3 separate regions of the Homo sapiens genome follow, and all the other regions are linked to region 2. Evidence: chromatin contacts called from ENCODE Hi-C or POLR2A ChIA-PET data. All regions are on one chromosome and are shown on one strand. Each heading gives the region's core, a stretch centred on a gene start or an enhancer-like site at or near the end of the contact. The rest is flanking DNA. Distances are from core to core; before and after follow the strand shown.

Region 1 (2,938 bases), core at 259-2,758, 440 kb after region 2:
TTTCCTGGGGAAGTGAAACAATTTAATAAATGTTTTTGAGATGCTGTACTGGACCAGACTTCACTTTCTTTCTTTTTCTTTTTTCTTTCTCATTTTTTTTGAGATGGAGTCACACTCTGTCGCCCAGGCTGGAGTGCAAGTGGTGTGATCTCAGTCCACTGCAACCTGCAACCTCCACCTCCTGGGTTCAAGCGATTCTCCTGCCCCAGTCTCCCCAGTAGCTGGGATTACAGGCGCCCGCCACCACGGCCGGCTAATTTTTGTATTTTTAGTGGAGACAGGATTTCGCCATTTTGCCCAGGCTGGTCTCAAACTCCTGACCTCAAGTGATCCACCAGCCTCGGCCTCTGGGATTAAAGGCATGAGCCACCGCGCCCTGCCCATACTTCACTTTCTGATCCTCCTCCACACATAGGTCATGTGTCCACTTGGAAACGATCAAACACTAGTCATGTCCCAAAGGATGGGTTATCAAATCCTCAGACCAAACTAATAGGTCCCTAAATCTGCAGGTCACTCCCCGTTCCTCAATTTCATTTCTCTTTATCCCGGTAAACACATCTTCTGCTTTAGCCAAACACACTGCTTGCACATACCACCTCATTCGCTAGTTGTATCATCTCCCCCTTTTCCACCAATAATTCCCTTCACAACCCTGCTCAAAATACACTTTCCCCAAGGAAGCACTTCTTGATTACTGTTGCTGGATATGAACTCTTTTTTGTTATTGTTTTCTCATTAGTCTATGTTACAGAGGCCTGCAGAGTTGTATTTTCTTTCTCTCCCATTCATGGCCTCCCCCAACTTCCAACAGGCCTGTCTCAGGGCATGCAGGGTAGGAAGGGAGCTGCAGACTGATGCTGCTAACCATCTCCCAGGCCTCCTGGGCCAAACCGCACCCGAATCAACCCAGACCCCGCCTCACCCGTCAGTTCCCCAGTCAGGTAAGTGGCCATTTTGGAGAACATGTCCCGGCAGAGCTCAGTGATGTCAGCTTCAGCAGGCTCCTTTGCTTCCTCAGCTGTCTCCACGGCGGCATCGTCTGGGCCAAGGGAGAATGACTAAGTGTCCCGCCTACACCCGGTGCTAATCCAGCCAAAGCAGCCTGTTCCGACATCCCTCCACTTGCCTTCATTCCATCAAGTCGGCTCCATTCTCCATCTGCCATAATTTCAAGTCCTTCACTGCGTCCCTGCCCATCTGACACATCAACTCGCCTCCCTCGCACCGCCCCTCGCCCATACCCGGCACCCCCGCTCATCCTGGCACCATCCCAGTCACCCTGACAGGACAAACACTCGCGCGCAGCGACAAGTGCACTCCTCTCACCAGCCCGTTCCTGCCAGGTGAGCCACCACACACTCAACCTCGCCCACCCGAGACGGAGCCCCAGGCCCCCCACCGGACGCTTCCTCCCCATCCATTCCGGGTACCTCGGGCGGGCTCATCACTCCGGGTCGCCAGTACGCCCTCGGCTGCCGCCGCCATAGCGGACCCCGCGCTGTTTCCGGGCCGGGGTGCTGCGCATGCGCACTGGGTGTGCCCCGCCCACCCGGCCGGCCCTGCAGTCCTGCGCCTAGCGGTCCAGTCCAGCCTCAGGTCTATGACACAGCAAAGGGCGATTCCGGAGCCGAAATTGAAGCTACGCCAGGCTGTTGTGAATTGATCCACTGCCAACAGTCGCGACGTCTGGGACTGAGGGCGAGCTCATCCCTACAGTCACACCCTGGAGGGATCACTCATCTTGTACCACTCACGACCCGTCTGGGAATAGTCAACCCTGTTTGTGGCCTGCTGACCAAAACCACTGAAGACGGATTGCCCGCTCTCCTGACACTCCGCACTGGAGTTAGTCATCAAAAGATTGCTCAGGGAATCCAAAGTTTTACAGGTTGTCTCGTCCACACTTTGGGAAACCTTCAGGCATTGATCCCTGGTCCTAAATACTGTCCCTCCCAATGTCCTGAGTTAACACCAACTCACTGGCCCCTATTTCTTAAACTGCAGGCAGGCATCTACTTCTCTTCAGTTGATACAGCCTTCCTTGAAGAAAGCTTAGACTGTAACTTTTTTAGGGCTGAGGATACACTCTGGTTATCTTAATTGCATTTAAGCTGTTTCACAAGCCTCCTAGGTGTACAGAGTACTTAATGGGATGGGAGAACAGGAGTGAGTGAAAGAGATGGATGAGAAGAAGTGACTGGGGAGCAATTGAAGGTGCAAAATGAGGAGGGATAAAGGCCACAGAAGAAGGGATAGGAGATATTCAGCAGGCCTCAGGCAGGCTCCTGGACACCCAAAATCTTGGTAGTTTCTTTTCTTATCCCTGGTTATCCTCCCTCTGCACCCTCTCACCCCACCCCGATGCCAGTACATACACACACACGCCAGCTACCCCTTATCCCCAGCCCTCCTACCCTGACTGTCTCCACCCTGAGGACTGAGTCTCACTTGTCACCTGTCCCCACTTTTCCTATGGTGCAACCATAGTAGCCACTATTTCAAGCCATTCCTGCGAGCCAGAAGTTCTTTTTTTTGAAACAGAGTCTCGCTCTGTCACCCAGGCTGGAGTACAGTAACGTGATCTCGGCTCAGCTCACTGCAACCTCCACCTCCCGAGTTCAAACGATTCTCATGCCTCAGCCTCCCAAGTAGCTGGGATAACAGGCACGCGCCACCACACCTGGCTAATTTGTTTGTATTTTTATTAAAGACAGGATTTCAGCATTTTGCCCAGGCTTGTCTGGAACTTCTGGCCTCAAGTGATCCACCCAACATAGCCTCCCAAAGTGCTGGGATTACAAGCGTGAGTCACTGTGCTAGGCCTAGAAGTTCTTATAGCCCAGCTCCTTCACATCACTGCACCTACTCTATACCTCCTAGAGAGCATGAACCTATTCCAGCCCAGGCACATGGATGACCCACAATTTCAGCCTTT
Region 2 (2,915 bases), core at 416-2,915:
GGCTGAGTTGCCACCTTATAAAACTTACTTCTCATCTTGTCTCCTTGCCAGGCACCCTGGGTGACTGATAAGAGGCCTCCGCCAGATTGGCCCAGCAAAGGCAAGATCCAGTTTAACAACTACCAAGTGCGGTACCGACCTGAGCTGGATCTGGTCCTCAGAGGGATCACTTGTGACATCGGTAGCATGGAGAAGGTAGGTGGAGTGAAGGAAGGCCTGGATGGGAGGCCTTGTGATCAAACAACAATTGGACAGAGTGGAGAGCAGCTGGGCCCTAAGCCTTCATCATTTGGATGGAGGGAAAGGGTCAGGGCACTTCCTCTGCCCTGGGGAGGTGTGGGGACACAGTATCAGAGGGAAGGATAGCAGCCAGGGATCACACAGACTTACCGCAGCTGTCGGGGCCTTCTGCTCAGCTCCTCCCTGCCTCCTAGCCAGCTGACCAGGGCCCCTTTCCTATAAGGTCCACAGTATGCAGAGAGGAAGTCAGGAAGGAAACAAGGGGGCGGCCAGGCCTGGTGAAGGAACTGTTGAGAATAGCAGTGTGGAGGTTGTCCCTGAAGGAAGAATGGCCCAGTTCTCCTCCCAGTCTTCAAAGTCAGGCACCCTCCTTAGGTGCTGTTGTTCTCCGAGGACTTGGGGTCTGATGAGCAAGGACGCTGAGGTCCAGATCAGAGTCTGGCTCTCAGCTGGTGGCAGACCTAATCTTTCCCTTCTTCACTTCTAAACAAGCATTTTTCTTTTTTCTTTATTTTTATTTATTTATTTATTTATTTTCAGATGGAGTCTCACTCTATCACCCAGGCTGGAGTGCAGTGGCACAATCTTGGCTCACTGCAACCTCTGCTTCCTGGGTTCAAGTGATTTTTCTGACTCAGACTCCCAAGTAGCTGGGACTACAGGTGCACGCCACCATGTCTGGCTAATTTTTTTTGTATTTTTAGTAGAGACGGGGTTTTGCCATATTGACCAGGCTGGTCTTGAACTCCTGAACTCAGGTGATCTGCCTGCCTTGGCCTCCCGAAGTGCTGGGATTATAGGCATGAGCCACCACGCCTGGCCTAAACAAGGATTTTGTTTTTATCTATAATTTCCAATAATAATTATAACAACAGCTGCCAAGAGAGTCCATTTCAAACAGTGACTATAGTTCTCAGCAAACAATGATTTTTGGCATCTTTTTCTGACATCTGGGTACTTTTTTCCTCACCAAAACCAAAATCAGTTTAATATCTTAGAGATGGAGTAGCCAGTCACTGCCTCTTACCTCCTGTGACTGTGAATGCCCAGGCTAAATAACTTTTCCCCAAGAATTATTTGTGGAACTAATGTGTAAGGGAACTATATTCGCAGATTGGTGTGGTGGGCAGGACAGGAGCTGGAAAGTCATCCCTCACAAACTGCCTCTTCAGAATCTTAGAGGCTGCCGGTGGTCAGATTATCATTGATGGAGTAGATATTGCTTCCATTGGGCTCCACGACCTCCGAGAGAAGCTGACCATCATCCCCCAGGTGAGCTCTAGAACTTACTCGGGCACATGCCGTGGGGAGCAGCTTGTTTTACAGGAAACATATGCAGCTTCTTCTTGATGTCTGTTCAGTCAGCACTGTCAATTCCACGGTCTACTCGGGATACTTGAGCTAGTTCCCTAGGATGGACACGTCATTTCCAGAACTTTGAAATGTTTGGTAATATGCATTTGTGGCTGCCTGTATCTGACCACTAGGTGGCAGCAACACAACAGAAGTCAAGTACAGCAGACGATTCTTTAGCGTTGCTATAGCCCATCACGGTTTGCAAGACTTTTGCAATCAGCATTAGCAGTTTTGCCGCTGAAGCTTGAAGCCATTAAGCTTTATACTCCCCATTTGCTATGGTTAAAAGATAGAGGAGGGAATTTGCTGCAGGTTTCTGCCAGCAAGCGGAACGCTTCGTGCATCAGCAAGAAAGATTTCCCTTCGGCTTCCTCTCTGGATCCTGCCAGATAAGGACTGCCGCGAGGCCTCTCCGTTCCCCGCAGCGGCTCCTCAGGAGAACCTTTCCTCCTCCGCCCACTGCAGCCCAGTTCCTCTGGGGGTAGTTTTGGTCTGTCTGGTGTTTGCTCAGTTCGATAGTCTTTTCTCCAGCCTCTTCAAAAGCGTGACACCTTCTTCTCATGCAGCTGTACTATTCTTTCCTCTACCCTCCTCTGATCCCTCTACCTTGAAATCACGATTATGGGTTTGGGAGGCCGAGGCAGGTGAATCACTGGAGCCCAGGAGTTCAAGATCAGCCTAGGCAACATGGCAAGAACCCATCTCTACAAAAAATTTAAAAAATCAGCCAGGCATCGTGGTGCGTGCCTCTGGTCCCAGCTACTCGGGAGGCTGAGGTGGAAGCATCACTTGAGCTAAGGATGTCAAGGCTGCAGTGAGCGGTGTTTGTGCCACTGCACTCCAGTCTGGGCAACAGAGTGAAAGCCTCAAAAACAAAAAATAAACCGAGGACTTCTAACCCTGTGCCTAGCCCCTGGCTGGTAGCCACTCCGAGCCTTAGGAGGGAAAACCTTGCGGAAGCTCAACCACAAACCAGCTTCCTGCCTCAGGAATCCATCTCAGGCCAGTCCTATCCACCATCTCCCAGTCCTGAGGAACTCCGAGGTCCTTTTCTGGCATGAGCCCCAACAGCCCCCTTGTCCTTTCACTTGCAGGACCCCATCCTGTTCTCTGGAAGCCTGAGGATGAATCTCGACCCTTTCAACAACTACTCAGATGAGGAGATTTGGAAGGCCTTGGAGCTGGCTCACCTCAAGTCTTTTGTGGCCAGCCTGCAACTTGGGTTATCCCACGAAGTGACAGAGGCTGGTGGCAACCTGAGGTAATGTTCCATAGCCTGCTACCCCTGCAGGCAATGAGAGGATGTGAGGGGGCCACTC
Region 3 (3,141 bases), core at 521-3,020, 300 kb after region 2:
CTCCCCCAGGCTCCAAAGGGCTGATCTTTCTGGAATCAGCTGTCATACCGCTCAGCTTACTAAGAGCACCTCTGCCAAGTCCTGCAGAGGGCAGAGAAGTCACCCATAAGTCACCACTTCACACATGAACCATCTCATTATCCCTTTTCCTGACCTCGACTGCAGGGCTTACAAATCTCTATAAACATCCTCTAAAATCTCCCCTCAATTTAGAGCTTTCATCACCCTAAACCTAATGGCTTCAAAGGCAAATATAAAGGGCTGTGGTAAACTTGGATCTGGAATATGACAGGTTCAAATCCTTACTTTGCCACTCATATTCATGGGATCTTGAGTAATGTAATCTCTCTAGATCTCAGCTATGAAATGAAGTAATAGTAGAGCCTCATAAGGTTTGCAGTGGACAGCCTCTCATGCCTCCTGGCACTGCATTTTGAAATGCAATAGCAAGTGCTTCTCCCACTGCCTGGAACACACTCCACCATCACCACTGCTCTCTTCAGCTGGCTGTCTGCCTCCTGTCCATCCTTAAAAATTTGGCTCAGATCAGACATTGCTTCCTAGAAACCAAAAGGCTGGGCTGATCTTTACTGGTGCCCCACAGCACCCAGTGAACACCCTGCTTACTTACCACACTATCACACTTGCCTACTTACTTGCTGTATTGCCCCATCCTACACACACACACAAGGCTATATGGCTTTTTGTTGCCTCAGCAACTAGCCTACAGTAGATACTCAATAAATATTTATAGGAAGAAAGAAAGGAGACTATTTTTTGTGTGTATTTTTAGTAGAAACAGAGTTTCACCATGTTAGCCAGGCTGGTCTCAAACTCCTGACCTCAGTTGATCTGCCCGCCTTAGCCTTCCAAAATGCTGGGATTACAGGTGTGAGCCACCGAGCCCCACTGGAAGAAGACATTTTTTAAAATTAAAAAAAAAAAAAGTAGAAAAATTGATTGAAAGAAATAAGAAAAATTGGAAAGACAGGTACTAATTCAGAAGAAATATGGTAAGGGAAACAAGTAAAACGTCATTCTGCATTACAGTCTATGTCAAAATAGACACTAGGAGTGAGCAATGAATTAACAGTAAATTTTTTGTTTTTTTTTGTTTGTTTGTTTTGAGACAGAGTCTTGCTCTGTCGCCCAGCCTGGAGTGCAGTGGCTCGATCTCAGCTCACTACAACCTCCACCTCCCAGGTTCAAGTGATTCTCCTGCCTCAGCCTCCTGAGTAGCTGGGGATTATAGGCACGTGCCACCACACCCAGCTAATTTTTGTATTTTTAGTAGAGATGAGGTTTCACCATGTTGATCAGGCTGGTCTTGAGCTCCTGACCTCATGATCTGACCGCCTCAGCCTCCCAAAGTGCTGGGATTACAGGCATGAACCACTGCACCCGGCCCAGTAAATTCATTTTAAGTGCTCATACCAGGGCAGAGACCAGGAGAAAGATGAGAAGCTGGCCCAGCTTGTTGGGATGCTCCTGGAGGGCTGTGGTTGGGGTTTAACATCCAGCTAGCTTAGCTCATAGCTGGTGAAGACATTAATCTACGTGTTCTATTATGCAATTGCAGGTAGCAGGCACTGTGCTCACTCTCTCCACTATGGGAACTTATAGCTACTCAGAGACAGACACATATATTGACTCCTGTAGACAACTGACTCCTGTAGACAAGGTGAACTAATGCATCCCAGCAATTACCACGTGCGAATCTCTACACTAGATGCAACAACATATCCTCCTGAATCCACTGAAGAGTCACCCTGCAAGGATGAGTAATCAGGTTCAGAGATGTTAGGTAACTTCCCATGGTTACACATAAAGTCCTGACATGGACACTGTAGGCTCACTTCTAAGTTTTTTCCATGACTCACTTGCCTGATTTACCTGCATGTCATATTCAACTTTTTGTTCTTTCATGCAACAAAGCCATCTCATATGGGCCAGATGCCATCTTAGGCATTAGCAACAGAAACAATCCCCAGGGAACAGCACAGCCACAGCCCCCGCCCCCGCCCTCAGAGAGATTAGCATTTGTGAAAACAGACATTGAGCACATAATGAGACATGAAGTGTGCATGATGTGTGACGGGGGGGAAATACAGGATGCTAACCCAGGCCAAGCAGTTCAAAGTGAACTGAAGCTTTTACATCTGAAGAAGTGATGAAGACTCAGGAGTTGGCTGAGGAAAGTCAGCACTACGAGGGAAGGAAAGTGAACCAGGCAGATGGAACAACGTATGAGAAGGGACAGACAGAAGGTGCATTCAGGGACCTTAGAGAAGGGTGGCTGGAGAGGACAGCAGGGGCCAGATCACGAACTTCGTGTGTACACATTTGAGACTTAATCCTAAAGCGATTAGAAGCCACGGCTTCTAATTCACAAATTCTTTTGCCACAGAAGAGGCAGAAATCACTTCATTTTAATACCTACCAATAACCTATAGGATGGTCAGTTCAAATTATTCTCAGGTCCACAGCAACTGACCTAGGATACTATGGGGTTGATCCCATAAGAACAGGAGGAAAGAGCTGCTTTCCCCACAACTCCCATTACCACTCCCTGCTGGCCCAAGATCACCAGGAAATTGATCCCAGGAGGAAATACAGAACGTTTGGGAAGAGCAGGTCCAACTCTGGCTCTTGGGCCGCTAACATCTTAATAGTCAAGTTGGTTATATTGTGCCATTACATTACCAGTTATAATTTACACAAATTGTCCTTCTCTGGCTTGGTCTGTCTCCTCCCCTCCTCAGTGCAGAAGTACTTTTGCTCTCAGGGACGGATCCCAGTGGCCTGATGCTCCATCCTCCCTCCTTGCCCCTCTGCCACAGGCCCTGTCCCACAAAGGATTAGAAGAACACCCCTTGTTAAATTCCAGGAGTCAGCAAAGAGTGGACACCTTGTTTTAAACATTCTTATACCAGGTAGGCAGTATTCTGGCAAGAGTATAACAAAAGCCTCTACAGTTAAGTTAAACCCGCAAATAAACTGGCTCCCTAGTTGAAATGTGCAAGACAGCCTTAGGAGCATGTTAAGATGACAGAAAAATGAAGACGTGGGAAAAAAAAACACAAATCACTGATAGTAAAATAATTTTATTTAGTTTCTTATTTTAAAAAAGGTAGCATTTCA

Evidence for each region. A loop is a pair of places that touch in the nucleus more often than their neighbours do. ChIA-PET counts read pairs that join two places held with the same protein, here RNA polymerase II (POLR2A). Pooled maps may share reads with other maps.
Region 1: a map of chondrocyte shows a loop between it and region 2 (4-fold over the local background). The contact joins the promoter of BLOC1S2 here to the enhancer-like site in region 2. A Hi-C loop is called at or near these places in 1 of 168 maps with a recorded cell type or tissue (chondrocyte) and 7 of 50 pooled maps. POLR2A ChIA-PET finds 5 or more read pairs at or near these places in 3 of 52 experiments (AG04450, H1 and activated CD4-positive, alpha-beta T cell).
Region 3: a loop to region 2 is called in a pooled map, with 5 times the contacts of the local background. The contact joins two enhancer-like sites. A Hi-C loop is called at or near these places in 2 of 37 single-sample maps with no recorded cell type and 3 of 50 pooled maps.

Annotation. Positions count from the first base shown.
Region 1 is chr10:100,285,172-100,288,109 of GRCh38, forward strand. It overlaps BLOC1S2 (biogenesis of lysosomal organelles complex 1 subunit 2), which reads right to left and starts at 1,509. Exons shown (of 5, transcript NM_173809.5): 1 at 1,434-1,509; 2 at 926-1,042. The coding sequence starts at 1,488. RefSeq lists enhancers at 743-1,250, 836-1,135 and a silencer at 1,426-1,625.
Region 2 is chr10:99,844,271-99,847,185 of GRCh38, forward strand. ABCC2 (ATP binding cassette subfamily C member 2) reads left to right here. Exons shown (of 32, transcript NM_000392.5): 28 at 52-195; 29 at 1,354-1,512; 30 at 2,691-2,857. Among named protein-coding and RNA genes, the nearest start is that of ABCC2, 63 kb to the left of the region's middle. Within about 2 kb of position 1,666, at least 6 of the 41 ENCODE cell types and tissues checked have a DNase peak (open chromatin) inside an H3K27ac peak, as active enhancers do.
Region 3 is chr10:100,147,006-100,150,146 of GRCh38, forward strand. It overlaps ERLIN1 (ER lipid raft associated 1), which reads right to left. Exons shown (of 11, transcript NM_006459.4): 11 at 3,089-3,141. Among named protein-coding and RNA genes, the nearest start is that of ERLIN1, 37 kb to the right of the region's middle. RefSeq lists enhancers at 1,170-2,369, 2,249-2,338. Within about 2 kb of position 1,771, at least 2 of the 41 ENCODE cell types and tissues checked have a DNase peak (open chromatin) inside an H3K27ac peak, as active enhancers do.